2 separate regions of the Homo sapiens genome follow, and region 2 is linked to region 1. The links are chromatin loops, found by intact Hi-C in ENCODE. Cell type or tissue: GM12878. All regions are shown on one strand. Each heading gives the region's core, and the rest is flanking DNA. Links, peaks and the distances in the headings are about the cores only.

Region 1 (8,334 bases), core at 34-8,033:
TGTGTTTTTAGTAGAGACAGGGTTTCCCCATGTTGGCCAGGTTGGTCTCGAACTCCTGACCTCAGGTGATCCGCCCGCTTCAGCCTCCCAAAGTGCTGGGATTACAGGCATGAGCCACCACACCTGGCCTTTGCCCATCTCTTTAACTCTTTGATATTGATAAAGTTGGCACGTGATCAAGGAATATAAATGGGAAAACTCAGATCTCTGATTTTCTGGAAAATATTTTTTACATCATCATTTTTGAGATACAGATTTGTGTGCACACATCGCCCTTTTGGCTGTTGTAATATTTCTAGTTCCTAGGCTGGAATAAGGTGTAGTCAGATTTTAGGTTGCTCCACCAAAAGCATTGTAACATTCAGGTGCTGTGAACAAGTCTTCAAACCACTGCTTTTAAAGATACAGACAAAAATCTCAGCCACATTATTTCCTGGAAATATGACAAGGAGGGAAAATGTGGCTGCTACATGCAGTGAGAATGGAGAAGTAGAGGGTCTCTACAGAGAGTTTAAGGCAGGCGAAAAGGTCTTTTTTTTTTTTTTTTTTTTCGGAGACAAGGCCTCACTCTGTTGCCCAAGCTGGAGTGCAGTGGTCGATCACAGCCCACTGCAGCCTCAGGTGATTCAGCTCAGGTGATCCTCCCACCTCAGCCTTCTGAGAAGCTGAGACTACAGGTGTGTGCCACCACATCTGGCTAATTTTTGTATTTTTTGTAGAGACAAGACCAGACCATGTTGCCCAGGCTGGTCTCGGACTCCTGTGCTCAAGCAATCGCCTGCCTTGGCCCCCCAGAGTGCCGGGATTACAGGCATTAGCCTCTGTGCCCAGCCAAAAGTGTCATTTTTTATTGATACCAGCTAGTATGTTTAGAAAATCATGAGCTATTTTATTTTTTTCCAGAAATATAACTTCACTGTTTATTTAAACATAGTGTAAAAGTCTAAAAAAAATTCAATAGTGCTCACTTTGGCATCACATATACTAAAATTGGACTCATACAGAGAAGATTAGCATGGTCCCCCTGCGCAAGGTGGACATGCAAATTTGTGAAGCGTTTCATATTTTAAATTTTTAATTAAATAATAAAATATTTATAAGTTAATTAAAATATTTAAAGAAAAGAAAAAAAAGTAAATAGGCAAGACAGAAGAGAAAAGTAGCCAATTTCCCAGAATCAAAAATAACCAGGGTTCATAGTTGACGACTGTTACATTAGACAAGTTTCTATGCTTATATATTGTTAAAATAGAAACAACTTCAAAGCAAAAAATCATTCTGTATGTAAAATTTTACTTATGAAACTGTTGTTTTATGACTTTATCATGAATTTACCTTAGAAACAGGTAAAATTGGAAGACTTGCTGAATTTTAGATATGCTTCTTGGCCATAAGATCTAAACTAAGACAAAAGATAAAAACCATGATGAATTTGGAGTCTTTTTCAATTTTAGGCAGTGTCAGTTGACTCCCTTCTGTGAAAAATGAGCTATGGTTTTTAAATGGCCTTTTATATAAAACTAAATAATAATAACTATGCTATTGAGGTGATAATTTTTTAAATGAGGTAAAAAGAAATTTTAACCCCGCTCCTCCACTTAACTAGCTTTGCGAACTTGAACAAATAATTTCACAATCAGCTGCTAAATATCATCTGATTCTCTGAAAAATGGAGATGGTAATAGGGTCGGTGTGAAAATTAAGTGGGTGAATGAACGTGTAACCCATCTGACCTATGTCATCTATGTGGATCCAAATACTTGGTGTATTATTAATTTTTCCATGTACTTATTCAATTCTCACCTTTCCCCCTTTTTAGTAATGAGCCCTAAGTCCTTCCCTTGAGGCTTCTCCATACACAGAATAATCTAAAACCTCTCAGGGACCCCTCAGTCAATCCCATCCGCACTGCAGCTTTGTCTCACGGCCTCATGTTCCCACGTGGCCCCGTGCTGGGCTGAGGCCTTACCAGTGATCTGCACAGGCTGCACTGGTGCCTACCTGTCATGGGTCTTGTATCTACACTCTTGAGCTCAGCCATCATTCTAAATCACAACCCCTATGCAAGGGTGGCTCCAGAAGCTCTACATGGCAGATCCTTAGGGACAATGTGCCTGGAGTCCCCAGCACCACCCTTAAAGCAGAGAGTCAGACAGATGTTTGTACACCCATGTTCATGGCAGCATGATTTATAATAGCCAAAAGAGTGGGAACAAGCCAAGTGTCCATCAACAGATGAATGGATAAACAGAATGTGGTATATCCATATAATGGAATTTTTATATTATAAAAATAAATGAAATTTTGATGTATGCTACAATGTGGATGGACCTTAAAAATATTATGGTGACTAAAATAAGCCAGACACAGAGGAACATAGAGTGTGTGATTCCACTTATGTGACGTTCCTAGAATAGGCAAATTCATTGGGACAGAAAGTGGAATTGATGTTACCAGAGGCTGCAGGGAGGGGCTTGGGGAGTTATCGTTCAATATCAATACAGAGTTTCTGTTGTCACTGATGAAAAAGTTTTGGGGACAGATAGTGGCAATGGTTGCACAATATTGTGAATGCATTTAATGCCACTGAATTGTATATTTATAAGCAGTTAAAATGATAAATATTATATTGTATATATTTTACCAACAAAACAAAACAACACCCTGGCAAATGACAGAAAATTCACCCCAATTTGTTTTGGCAAAAAAGTCAGAGTATTGGATCCTGCAAGCTGGACATCTGGTGGACATCTGTTTGGGAACCCCCAATCCCCATCCCTGGTCTTCCCACCCCTGCCCATCCTCCGTCCACTCCTCACAGCCTGTTTATTATTGTAATGAGCAGAGCTTCATGTGCTTTTAGTAACCGCAGTGATGAAGACGACCTCCCTCCAGACCTGGCCGAGGCAGTGGGAGTGACCACATCTACAACCACAAACACCACAACGGCCGCCACACAAGTCTCCGTGCCGCTGCCGTCCCCCAAGGTCCAGAATGTCAGCTCGCCTCACAAGTCAGAAGGCAAAGGCCTGCTGTCCCCTGGGGCCAAGGTATTGGGGGGTGGAAAGCCCTGGCGAGCAGCCACACTTGCTGGGAATTCAGTATCAATTTACTGAGTAGCATCTGGTGCATGTATTTAAATTTTGCATAATCAATTGTGTATACTCATAAAACAACAGCAACAACCAGAACATGTTTTTATATAACTTGACCCCAAAATACAAGCCAACCATTTGTGAGACAATGAGTGAAATATAAAATCAGGTTCATTGTACTTTAATTGCAATGTAAGAGATTTTTGAGGGCAGTTTTCATTTAGAATCTCATCTCTATAATAAGCTATTAGTCCACTGTAAAGATAGAAAGAGAGAAATGATTCCCCCCCAACCATAGTGAACAGTTTGGAGGAGCAAAAACATAGAAGTGTCCCCATCCCTTCCCTTATGTCATATAGCCGGTGTTAGTAGTTTGAAAATAGGAAATATTATTCCATTTGCTGGTTTGAAATTTCAGGAAATTGCCTGAGATGTGAATGGGCTATGACAAAGGCTTTACACAAGATGTTTCTCTTGGTTTTCTTTGAGAGACCTCTAGCTACGATTACTCTTTGGCAATTGGTCCAAATACAATTGAACCTATTGCTGTCCAAGTGGATTCAAGTCAGAGGTTGCAGTGGTTCATGTGACTACACAGAGAAAAGGTGCGTGCAGGAGGCAGGTGCCCTGAAGGCAAGACCGGAGCTTCAGAGGCTGTTCCCAGCTCTTCCATTCATAAGCCACAGCACTCACTTCCAAAACCTTTATTTCTTCGAGCCTCAATTTCTTCCTCTTAAAAATGGGAATAAGATCTGCTATCTTGCCCTGGCTGGCGTCAGGTTCAGTGGAGGTTAAAGTGCTCATGCAAACTGGATGCCTGAGGCTTTTGCAGCTTCAGGGATCACAATTCCTGGTGACAGCTGAAGAATAATGGTCCAGGGCCACCTCCTGCATTACCAAGGCCAGTCTTTCACCTGGTGCCTTCCCTGGGTGTCTCTGGAAATATCTCTGCTTAGTGTTCTGCACAGAAACCTGCCTGGAGTGCTCAGCCAGCGACTGGCCAAGATCGAGGTTCTCTGCTTCTCTATAGATCACCTCCACCTATTGGCATCTCAGCCTGGATTATCCTCCACTGTGTGGAGCCCCCTGTACAACTTTGTCTCAGGTGTGGACCCAGGCTCCTATCACATATCCCACACTGTGGTTAAAACCAGGCTGAACGAAACATTTACGAAACAGAAGGGGGTTGGGGTGGCGTGGAGGGGATGCAAGTGGCATCCCACCAAAGGCCACAGGGCTCCCTCTCCTGGCCATCTCTCTCCTTGGGGCCTTGCTTGAACCACGTTGATGGGACTTCTTTTTTCTCCCTTAAAAGACCTCGAGGCCATCCATGCAGCTAAGACCCCAGAGCAGGAGGGCAAAACATTTTCCAAAAGCAAGCAACATAATCCACATGCCATCACCTGCCATGAAGATCATTGCTCTTAGTGTGCAGATCAGTTTAGCTCCTGGAGGACCCTGGATTTGATCCTCTTAATCTAGGACAAGGTCTTTGCTCTCTCTTTATACATTCAGAGGACTCTTTCAAGTGTTTTTTCCCCAAAAGACCAGTAGAAAAGCACTAAGAGCACTTAAGAAAAGCGGCCCGCAGCTCTGAAAGGGACAGCTCTCTGCACCATGCCTACTTCTACCTATGAAAAAATTGGGGTTCAAGTCTCAACATTTTGTACACTACTTGGTGAGGGAAATACAAGGGGATTGTCATTGCTAATGAGATCAGTGTAGAGGAGAGGCTGGGAACCTCTGCCTGTCTTTTCTGGTGAACTTTATCATCAATGCAGTGCCGTCTCTAACCAGGGGTGTTTGTCTGTCTCCCTAGAGCCCCTCTGACCGAGGAGGTGCCTTTACCCTGGAGCCGGGTGATCTTCTGATGGATTTCACAGAAGCCACTCCTCTGGTAAACTTCCTATTTTGCTAAAACCAGAAAAGTCACAGACCATAGAAACATCTTGGCAGTGGGACGGATGGACAGAGGTGGGCATTGCTGTTGAGGAGCCTCTTCCTCTTGTCCTGGAGGCTCAGGGATCAGCTTTCATCCAGGGGTCAGGCACTGTGGGTCCCTCCACCTCTAGAGCCCTTGAGGGAGGAAGGGGTGCTCCTTTGCTCCGAGGGTAGTTGTGGGGGTCCTGCCCATGCCTGTCTACTGCACTTCGAGTGTTATAGGGCTCCTCGGTGTTTTGTTCTCGGCTTCTTGGCTTCCTGGACTGCGCCCTGCATGCCCACCCGTGGGGAATCTCTTGCTGTTGCTTCCGACGATCCATCTGGTCTGAAGCACTGGCTCAAGGCCACACCCCAGCTTTCCAGGCCCCTCGCACCTCCTGCCATCTTCCATCCTCTGCATACAGGTCTCCCCTTAGGGATGGCAGCCCTTGTGGGACTCCTGCAGGTGAGAAACCCTTTTCAGGGAACAAGTAAAGGGCCTGGTGGGTCTGAGAATTAGGGTCAATTTCCAAAAAAAAAACATGGTGGCTTTGACAAGAGTGATGAGATTCCCTTAGAGATCATTGTGTTGCAGGTCCAGCTTGTAGATTTAATTACTTATAGATTTAAATGGTCTTTTCTTTGTTTGAACTGAACAGGCTGAGATGAGAAAGGAAGCAGCATCTGGTAGGGAATTGGAGATGCCGTGATCTGAGGGGCAATGCCTGCCAAATGACTGTCCAGCCTCTGCTTGCACCCCTTCAGTAATAGGAAGCTCATTCTCTCTCCCCAAGACACGCTGCTCACATCTCAGGGTATCTCCAACTAAGCTATGAAATGGGTATGGGCCTGTTTCACTGCTCAGGCATGGGACAACTGAGGTCCTTGCACTGCACTGAGACACAGCCACCACTTCACAGCTGAAGTTTGCAGTGAATGTGTGTCCTCAGGATAAAGCATCCTTTGAGGCATGAGTGCATGTATGCAGGCCTCAGGGAGAAGGTATCCTGGGCATCTAGCTTTTTGGCAAGAGCTTCCTCCATTTTGGGCTTTCCTTGGTACCATGGGCCTTGACCTCACTTTGTTCCAGAATCCTATTTCCATGAGCGCCAAAGGGTCCTAGAAGGGAAGAGGGGACTCCAGCCATCTGCTTCTCCCTTTGGTCCTCCTCCCTCCATCTGCTTCCCCCAGCATCAGAAATGCAAGCAGCAGCCCTCCTACCTGTTGGTAGGGTGATGGACAGGTCTCTATCTCAGGGGACCAGGCCTGCCTCCGCAAGTCAGTGTCCTGGATGCTGCTGATGAGGGCTGCAGAGGGGCTTCCTTATCCATGGGAGGAAGGAGCCAGAAGTAGAGGGAGGCAAGGGTGACCCCCGTGCCTGACTTGTGACCAGGGCTTCCTCAACTAACTGGCCCCAGCCTATCAGGTGGAACAATGCCTTGGGACCATCTCATCCAGTCCTTCACATATAGATGGGAAAACCAAGGCCCAGACAGGGGCAGACACTTGTCCCAAGTCACATAGCAAGTGTGTATCAAAGCCAGTTCTAGAACCTAGACTCTGGGCTGCCATTCCAGTGGCAGATGGCCCAATCCAGGATGTGTCTGTGTCTTTCCCTGTTAGCCAGTACCCTCCCTCAAAGCGGGTCAGATGCCCTGGTCTCAGTCTGGGCTGTGGGACAGCCCTGGGACCATCTCCAAGCTGTCAGCCCAGGTTTGGTCCTCAGAGTTGCTGAGTGGAGCATGAGGAAGGGAAGTGCTCAGGTACCTTGGTCTAGGAGACTCAGCCTGGATGAGCTATGGTTATTTTGCCACCAGCCCTGTGCCCTTTGCCTGTGGCTGCTCTCTCTGGGCCTTCCCATCAGCATTTCCTGCTGAAGAGGAAGCAGCCCTTTACGGGCATGAATGTCAGAACTTCCCATGTGCTACTCATCACACAGGCAGTGAATTACCCCTCCTTGGTGAATACTTTTTCCATGTAGTCATTTCCCAAGCTTACAGCCTATCTCTAGCCCCCTGCCTCCTACTGGATGAGACTCCTGAGGCCCCACCACTATCCTGGTCCCTAGGCCCAGTGCTGGACCAACAGGGAACTGGAGATCTTGCCTTCATTCAGCAACGTTCCACCAAGACACTATCAGAACCAGCGTAACCTAGCCGAGCGTGGTAGTATGTGCCTGTAATCCCAGCTACACAGAAGGCTAAGGCAAGAGAATCATTTGAACCCAGGAGGCGGAGGTTGCAGTGAGCCAGGGTCACGCCACTGCATTCCAGCCTGGGCAACAAAGCGAGAGTCCATCTCAAAAGAAAAGAAAAGAAAAGAAAAAGCTGGGCATGGTGGTATTATTCCTGTAATCCCAGCACTCTGGAAGGCCAAGGCGGGTGGATCACCTGAGGTCAGGAGTTCAAGACCAGCCTGGCCAACATGGTGAAACCCCATCTCTGCTAATAATACAAAAATTAGCTGGGCATGGTGGCACACATCTGTAGTCCCAGCTACTTGGGAGGCTGAGGCAGGAGAATCGCTTGACCCCCAGAGGCAGAGGTTGCAGTGAGCCGAGATCGCGCCATTGCATTCCAGCCTGGGCAACAAGAGTGAAACTCCGTCTCCAAAAAAAATAAATAAATAAAAAGAAAAAGAACTAGCATAAGCCTTTCACTTTTATCACTCTTGATACTTGTGGCCGGTCTCTGTGTAGAGTGGTTTTCAAAGAAGCACAGTCCAAAGAGCCCAGATTAATAAAAAGTTTCAATCTGGAACAGGCATCTCTCAAAAAATCATTAAAGAATATTACATTAACACCTCCTGTAACACATCTTGATCTCTTTTTGCCTTTTCTTTTATTCTCTTACATTCCTGCTTGACTCCAGGGACTTTCATTCCCAAACTCTCCACAAAGAAACACTCTTTCCAACTTCGCTTTTGTAGGTTTCTTCCCCCTCCTTTTCCCAAACCTTTTCCTCTCTAATCCCCAACTCTTTTATTAGGTAGCTCAATTTAGCAATCTTAAGCTTTAGAACTTTTGCAGCTTCACGTCTTTCCATTTCCGATTCTGTATCAGAGTTCGTAATCAGATCTGAATTTCTGCCTGGGTTGCAAGAGGTGGAATACGTGGGTGAGAAGGGAAGGAGGCAAGTGAGTCAAGACAGCACCTGCTCTCCAGTTGGTATTTTCTTTAGGATGTGAATGTGAGCAGGTGCTTGGGGGCATTGGCGTTGACTGAGCGAGGGGAGTTGGGGGAGGGTACATTGATGCATTAGTGATGTTCACCCTAGAATGCGGAGTCCTGCACGCTACTCCAAGTCTACCGTGCTAGCTT
Region 2 (8,334 bases), core at 273-8,272, 210 kb before region 1:
GTTACATAACCAGTCTGTGGTTCAGCTGGCTCAGGTGTGGAGGAGGACAGCAGTGGTCCCGACTTCACAGGGTTGCTGTGAAGATTAAATGGCACTTGGGGCCAGGCACAGTGGCTCACACCTGTAATCCCAGCACTTTGGAAGGCCAAGGTGGGTGTATCACTTGAGGTCAGGAGTTCAAGACCAGCTTGACCAACATGGTAAAACCTCATCTCTGCTAAAAATACAATAGCCAGGCATGGTGCCATGTGGGTATAGTCCCAGCTACTCAGGAGGCTGAGGCAGGAGAATCGCTTGAACCCAGGAAGTGGATGTTGCAGTGAGCTAAGACTGTGCCACTACACTCCAGCCTGGGTGACAGAGTGAGACTCCATCTCAATCATTCAATCAATCAATGGCACTTAGACTGGAAAGTACCTGCATTGCTGCCTGATGGGAGCAGAGGTTTGAAGGACAGCCTCTACTGAGCATCACACTGTTGTCTTTATAGTTGTTGTTATAAAATAATACGTCAAGTTCCTTGAACACCGTGCACAGCTGTAAAATACTGAAAGTAAATGAAGGTTGTGTCTGCAAAGCCCTGCGTCTCTGCCTGCCTCACACGTTTGGCTGACACTCCATACTGCTGTGCTCCTGCCTCGGCTCTGCTCCCACTGCAACTCTCAGTCCAGAGCCACCAGGACCAGCTCTGACCCCACCTCCTCCGTGAGGCCTTACCAGATCTCTCCGGTTCCCCACCTGTGCAAGGTTGGGAGTTGTGGGGGGGTGGTCCTAGCTTTGCTTTCACCTGTATTGAATTTAACATGAAGGGAAAACGTGCACTAAAGAGGTAAGGCTGAAGCACAGAAGAGATGCTAGGACTACGATATTTACGTGGGAGCCTCCCACATAGAAACGGCCCTGAGTTAGGGATTGAGCTCTCAGGAATGATGGTGTCACAGGAAAAGCTTGGGACCTCACCCTCATGCCTGAGGAAATGCCCATTTTAGGGAAGTAAATGAAAAAACCTGAGAAAGAAAGGGGAGTCGGGATGGGTAGAAGAATAACCCGGTCAGAAAGAGCAAGCAGAAACAATATGCTTTTTTAAATAACATTCTTTCTCTTTTCTTTACCTTTGACAAAAGCCTCTGAGTGTTAAACACCATTATTTAAAACTAACCAGGAAGATTAGTATGTCATTTTATGTAATTAACACATATTGAATCATTCACCTAGAAGTAGTATCTTTGGTGAAAATGATTACCATGTAGCTTAATCATTTAATAAGATGTTTTGAACCATCTGCATTCAGGTGTCATAGGTGTGATTTGTTTGAGGGAGACGGATAAACCTGAGTATTGCTACACAAGTCAGATGCACTGTCTTGTACGTTACAGCTGTCCGCTCATTTGCTGACTTCAAGTCTGAAGATGAACTGAACCAGCTTTTCCCCGAAGCCATTTTCCCCATGTGTCCGGAGGGTGGGGACACTTTGGAGGGATCCATGGCACAGCTAAAGAAGGGCCTCGAAAGCGGGACGGTGCTGATCCAGTTTGAGGTAAGACCCTCTGGAGGCTGAATCCCACTGCCATGTCGCCTATTGGGCTGCCCCTGCCTCTGAGCAGTGGAGGAAATGAGGCAGAGACACAAGCCCTTGTTTCCTTGGTCGAGATGATTGTGTGTTTCACAAACCAAAAGCAGTCAACTGAGTCTCTGAGGACTGACAGGGCGAGGCCTGTGCTTGTCGTGGATAACAGGGCACAGCAGGCAGCCCCCTTCTCAGGCTCGGAGCAGCAAGCAGGGATCAGGGTGGCCACCCTCGCTGAACTCTGTCTCACCCTCTTATTCTAGTAACATTTGGTAGTCATGGAGAAACATGCCAGAAACTGAGGAGGAGGGACTCTGAGTGTATTTAACTGCCAACACAAAAGCTCAAAACTCCCAGCAGTGGAAGGCAGTGGAGAGGTGGCTGTGGGTGAAGGAACCAGCTCTCTGACCACCCCCAGCCATGTGCTGGAATTTGGAGCAATTAGTGTTATCCCATGAGGGCATAGTGTCTCGCCCTCCCAAGTTGCCCAGAACCCTATAAACACAAGTAAGAAACCAAACTCAAACCCCCATCTTCCCCAGGGGAACCTGTGATTCATAGGATTCAGGCTGTTGACAAAGGTACACACAGACATTTTTTATAAAACAAAAGGGAACCAAAGGAAACTCAGCTTTTAAGCCAGTTTTACTGATCACTAACAGAATTAAAATAGAATGTGTTCATCTTCCAAATTTATTTTCTTATTTTTATTTTTTAAATATGTTGTTGTCGTTGTTTAAAATAGAGACAGGGTCTCACTGTGTTGCCCAGGCCAGTCATGAACTCCTGGTCCCACGCCGTCCTCCCGCCTCGGTCTTCCAAAACGCTGAAATTACAGGTGTGAGCCACCACACCCAGCCCATCTCCCAAATTTATTTAAAAGTAGAAGAAAACAGAGTAATTCCTGTAATAAAAGAAATAACACCAAAAAGCATAAAATAGGTCAACAAAAGAAAATAGATCATCATTAGAAATAACAACAGTCTGGGTTCATAAATTCAGGAAGAGAGTCACATGGGACTCAAGAACAGAAATCAACAATGCATTATTTATTAGAAAACCACATAAAGGAAAAAGAAGCAAAACTCGGACATTTGTGAAATGTGTGTGACTGCAGAGTAATTGAGGAAGGCATGAGTAATAGGAATGTTTAAAATGAAGGAATGCAAAGCAGAGAGCTTTGAGTGAAAGATTGATTTTATGATGCATGTGAAAACACATTAAAGCAATGTGCATTGAACAGCAGTAGAAAGCAAAAATCCACAAGCCAAAAAGTAAAGGTGACTGACTTCCCCGCCAAAACAATCAACAGGGAATTAATTAATTAATATATTTATTTATTTAGAGACAGGGCGTCTGTCACCCAGGTTGGAGTGCAGTGGTGCCATCTTGGCTCACTTCAGCCTCTACCTCTCAAGCTCAAGTGATCCTCCCACCTCAGCCTCCTGAGTAGCTGGGACTACAGGCATGCACCACCACTCCTGGCTAATTTGTTTTTTATTATTCTTTTGTAGAGATGCAGTTTTGCCATGTTGCCCAGGCTGGTCTCAAACTCCTGGGCTGAAGCAAGCCACCTGCCTCAGCCCCCCAAAGTGCTAGGATTACAGGCATGAGCCACTGCACCCAGCCATTTAAAATTTTTAATTAATCATCTTGACACAATATAAAACAAAAATTATGTACTTATGCAAATGAAGTCTGGATAAAAGGGTAGTAACTATAATTACTTGAATAGAACTAATAGATATATTACTGAGTATTCTACAAAGGGAAATAGCCCTTTTTTTCAGTGGCCTACAGGAGGCTGTTCACACTTTTGGTTAAAAAGAAGAAAATGTAGGCTGGGTGCAGTGGCTCACACCTATAATCCCAGCACTTAAGGAGGCTGAGGCGAGTGGATCACCTGAGGTCAGGAGTTCAAGACCAGCCTGGCCAACATGGTGAAACCCTGTCTCTATTAAAAATACAAAAATCAGCCAGGCGGGGTGGCAGGCACCTGTAATCCTAGCTACTTGGGAGGCTGAGGCAGGGGAATCACTTGAACCCAGGAGGCGGAGGTTGCGGTGAGACAAGATCAGCCTAGGTGACAGAGCAAGACTCCATCTCACAAAAAATAAAAATAAAAAAAAAAGGAAATGTAGAGGTTATCTTCTCTGGCCTTGCCTTTCAAAAAAGTTCACATTTTGAGCAGTAAAACTCATTCATATTTTCACACACTCCAAAATCGAAACAAGGAAGAACTTAAGAGCCAGTCACAGTGCATACCGGTTTTTTGGTATTAGAGAGGACAGGAAAGGCAGTGAGAAGTCGTTTGTTTGTTGATTTAGCGAGTGTGTCTTGGGTATTTCCCCTGGATCAGGAACCTGATGAGGGAAGGAGAGGGGAGTTTCTGGCCCCAAGGAGTTTACAGTCTAATTTTAGTGTATTTTAGGAGGTACATCATGTGTCCCAGAAACAGCTGAAGACCAAGACAGGGTAAGATGTTATTATACAGAATATATGTTCTGCAGCAACTGGAGGTGAGGGGACTCCAGGAGATCCCTGGAGTGAGATGTGTGGGATTAATAAAGGGGTGATTAGGATTAAGTGTGTGGGGGGAGCATATTCCAGGAAAATCTCAGCCCAAATGCAGACAAAGCTCATGGGGTATCACGTAGCATAAAGAGACAGGCCTACCTGGGTGGACAGCGCAGTGCAGATCCTGGGCAATGCCTCTAGGTGACCACCGTCCTTCAGCCCTGCGAGAACTGGTTCCAGTTTATCAGATAGTCCACAAGGAGGCGCTGTGGGCTCTCACTGAGGAAAAGCCAAAGGCTGGTGTTTTCGGTGTTCATGAAACCTCCTTCACGCAGGTGGCTCCAATTTGAGGTGTGTTTTACATATGGGAATCCCACAGGTGATTTCCCTTGAAAAGTGTTCAACTTTTTAAAAAGTTTTCAAAGACATTAGAGATAAATACCCACCCTGTCCCCTACCTGTGTTTCTCAGAGGGTGACCCTCCGACCACTTGTATGGAGATCACCTGGGGAGTTTATTAAATCAAGGCCCCGCCCACAGCTACTGGATTGGCAGCACCAGGATGGGACCTAGATACTGATACTTTTAACAAGATCAGCACCTGTTTTGATGCACACGCTGTTCCAGAGGAGAGGAGGTGAAGACCCAACCGGAACCACTGCTGTGCATCCGAGGCTTTGTCTTTGGAGGGTATGGTGGGATGATAGCATAAGAAAAGGAGAACGTATACATTTTAGGGTTGCGTTTTAGCATGTACACGTTTCCTTCATTTTTGTCTATACAGTTCCTCAAGTAGGATATTTAAGTAGGAAACCCTTCTTTTTAATAAAATCATTTGCAGAATTCCAAAATACAGAACAGATGAAAGCAGGTCTGCTCTGTGACCTGTGATGGAACCAGTAGGGTCCTCAAAGCCCAGCCTCTTCAGTCTTCCTTCACTGGCCCCCAGGGAGCCCTAGGCTAAACAGACCATCATGTGAAAACCACTGTTACAGGTGCGAGAATGGTGTTTTACAGAGCAGCCAGAGGAGAGGCATAGAAAAGGAAACCAGATAAAATGAGAAACTAGTAGGAAAGGAAAGCTTTCATGAGCACTTACTATGTGCCACAGGCTTTAAAGGATATCACCTTAGGTAATTCTCACAAGAGCCCTATATAGATGCTGTCATTATCCCAGTTGTAGGCATGAGGGAACACAGTCTTGGACAGGTTAAGTGACCTCTTCCAGGTCTCACAGTAAATGTCAAAGGCTGATTGGAACCCAGGCTGGCCAACTCAAGGGGTGGTTCTTAGCCACTCTGAAATAACCTTTGAAAACTACAAAATGCTGTTGATGTATGAGAGTTGTTATTAGAATAATAGAACATCTGAGCTAGAAAATATCTGAGAGGCTGTCTCCCTACACGGAGCCAGACAGATTTTAAATCCTGGCTCTACCCTCACTTCCTGTGTGGCCTTAGGCACGTCCCCTAACCTCTGTGGCCTCTGTTTGCCCATATATAAATTGGGTATCTTGTGAGTTCATTTAAGAGTTAGATGAGATAAATACTTAATGTGTTGTCTGGTATGTGGTCAAAGTGCCATAAAAAGTAATAGCTGTTATTATTTATAAATAAAGGGAGGCTCCAAGAGTCTGTAGAACATGCCCAATGTCTGCCTAAGAGGTGGTCACAGGCCGGACATGAGGGCTCATGCCTCTAATCCCAGTACTTTGGGAGGCCAAAACAGGGGGATCACTTGAGGCCAGGAGTTTGAGACCAACCTGGGCAACATAACAAGACCTCATCTCTACTAAACATAAAAAAATTAGCCAGCCATGGTGGCACACACCTGTGGTCCCAGCTACTCGGGAGATTGAGGTGAGAGGATCACTTGAGCCTGGGAAGTTGAGGCTGCAGTGAGCCGTGTTGGCTCCAATGCATTCCAGCCAGGATAACAGCTAAAAAAAAAAAAAAAAAAAGGTAACTGTGTTGTGCTGGGTTTGGAGCTCTGGGTCGTCTAGTCCTGGTGTTCCAGTTCTCTACCTTCTCCAGTGTGGTTGGCAGGTGGGCGTCCTGGCTGATGGGGGTGTACACTGGACAGGAGTAGGAAGAGGAAGGGGCTATTCCCCAGCAGGGCCCACTGCAGGTGTCCACACCACCCACTCCATGGCACGAAAGACCTGCCCTGGGGTAGCCTTAATTCCCTTCTGCGAGAGCTGGTTTCTATCAGTGCTTGCTTTGGAGCATTTTTTTTTTTTTCATAAAGGGAATTCCCTTTATGAAAAAAAAGTCCCTCCTGTGGCTTTCAGTAAACAATCACAAGTGTGTTCCAGAAAGCATTTGGTCCCAGCTGTCATAAAATCACACTTAATAATTAGCATTTCTAGAGCACTTTGGAACCTAGCAAGTGTGGTGCACATATGTTGTCTCTGTTAACTCTCACAACAGTACTGTGAAATCGATATGGCCAGCATGATGAGGATCACCCTTTTACAGATGGAGAAAACGAAAATCAGAGAGGCTGAGGGACTTGCCCAGTGGCACACAACTAGTCAGAGATAGAGCCACAATTAGAATATATGTTAAATATCTAGGCTAGGCATAGTTGCTCATGCTTGTAATACCAACACTTTGGGAGGCTGAGGCGGGACGATTGCTCTAGCCTCGGAGGTTGAGGCTTCAGTGAGCCATGGTCATACCACCGTACTCCAGCCTGGGCTGCAACAGAGCAAGACCTTGTCTCAAAAAAATAAATAAAATTTTAACTTATTGTCGGCAACTCGCCATTGCTGAGTGTACCCAGCCCTCACTCTATCCTCCAACATTAGCCATTCCCTTTGGTAGCCACACTGTATGACCTACATCAATGGGAGCAGTTTGGTGGTATTTTTGATTGGCCCCAAACTGCCTAAATACTCTTTGTGTAGCCAAGGTAGGGTGTTCCTCTTTCTCTTATGTAAAGGAGCAGAATTGGGGTTCACACTGACCCCAAAATTACCACTTCCAGGAAGCTCTTGTTTTTGTTTGTTCCTAAGAAAAACTTGGAGATTAATCTACATGTTCCCTGAGTTGAAGTGTCCATTTAAGCAAAGGACAGGATCTGCATTTGGTATAGACTTTCCTGGATAAAAGCTAAGTGATGATGCTAACCTGTCCTTTATTTGAGAACCAGCTTCCCAGCAACAAAGGATCCCAGTGTCCATTTTCATCCAGTGACCAGGTGACTCACAGCTTCCCTACCTCCTTGCCCACTGTTAGTTAAGAGCTCGAAAATGAGGAACACCACAAGAGAATGCCTGCATCCCCCAGTTGATGGATTACAGCAGTGGCTACAAAAGACCACCAAAGGTCATGTCAAACTCAGATACCCGGCCCCTCCACTTCAGCATCCACCATCTTCACCAAAACCAGAAACCATCTTTGTTCTTCTGGCCCCTGTTTTTACTTTACTTACTCCTACATTGCCCATTATAGAAGATAGCCATTAATGTCAAAACAAGTGACTCACTGGCTCCTGTGATAATTATAAAAGGTGCATTTGGAAGGGCAGAGGTAGCTGAAAACTTTATAAGAGGTTTAAATTGACACCTGTAGAAATTAATGAGAGCAATTGTATCTTCAAGATTAGAACCCTTTAGACCGAGTCTCATTCTGTGGCCCAGGCAGGAGTGCAGCAGTGTGTGATCTTGGCTCACTGCAGCCTCTGCCTCCCACGTTCAAGTGATTCAAGTGATTCTCGTGCCTTGGCTTCCTCAGTAGCTAGGATTACAGGCATGCGCCACCATGCCCAGCTAATTTTTGTATTTTAAGTAGAGATGGGGTTTCACCATGTTGGCCAAGTTAGTCTAGAAGTCCTGGCCTCAAGGGATCTGCCCACCTTGGCCCCACAAAGTGCTGGGATTACAGGCATCAGCCACCATGCCCGGCCCAAAAGATTGCATTTTTAAAAACGGTTTTCCAAATAGTTTGTTGTTTTTGTTTGTTTGTTTGTTTTTTAAGGAAAGAAAACATCATCAGTATAATGTGTATCTGGGATACACGGAGCAAACTGGGGGCTTTGGAATGACCGTGTGTGCAGCCTTTACATTTCAAGTGCCAGCGACCCACCTAAAGGAAGTGCTGCCATAACTTATTGTTGTGTGTCTGTCTGAAAGGGCCCCTGCAAGAATACTTGTTAGGTTTGCCAGCAGTAGAATCTGCATCTGGGACTGTGCCTGGAAAGGGGCACTATGGAAGGTCCCAAAATTACTAGCAACGATTTCAATTCAG

Evidence for each region. Peaks named below come from ENCODE experiments on the same cell type or tissue, not always from the same donor. Only the 100,000 strongest peaks of a DNase experiment are listed, where the experiment ranks them.
Region 2: a loop joins it to region 1, with 6 times the contacts of the local background. A loop is called at or near these places in 16 of 110 quality-filtered maps.

The regions. Positions count from the first base shown.
Region 1 is chr9:109,188,936-109,197,269 of GRCh38, reverse strand. It overlaps EPB41L4B (erythrocyte membrane protein band 4.1 like 4B), which reads left to right. Exons shown (of 26, transcript NM_019114.5): 21 at 2,873-3,050; 22 at 4,915-4,992. It also overlaps the pseudogene RNU6-984P. Among named protein-coding and RNA genes, the nearest start is that of FRRS1L, 26 kb to the right of the region's middle. In GM12878, for the core only: a CTCF peak has its summit at 4,349 (motif pointing left); no DNase peak of the experiment used is centred there.
Region 2 is chr9:109,397,651-109,405,984 of GRCh38, reverse strand. It overlaps PTPN3 (protein tyrosine phosphatase non-receptor type 3), which reads left to right. Exons shown (of 26, transcript NM_002829.4): 19 at 1,377-1,537. Among named protein-coding and RNA genes, the nearest start is that of EPB41L4B, 81 kb to the right of the region's middle. In GM12878, for the core only: a CTCF peak has its summit at 4,338 (motif pointing right); a DNase peak (open chromatin) is centred at 6,514; H3K27ac peaks cover 392 bases.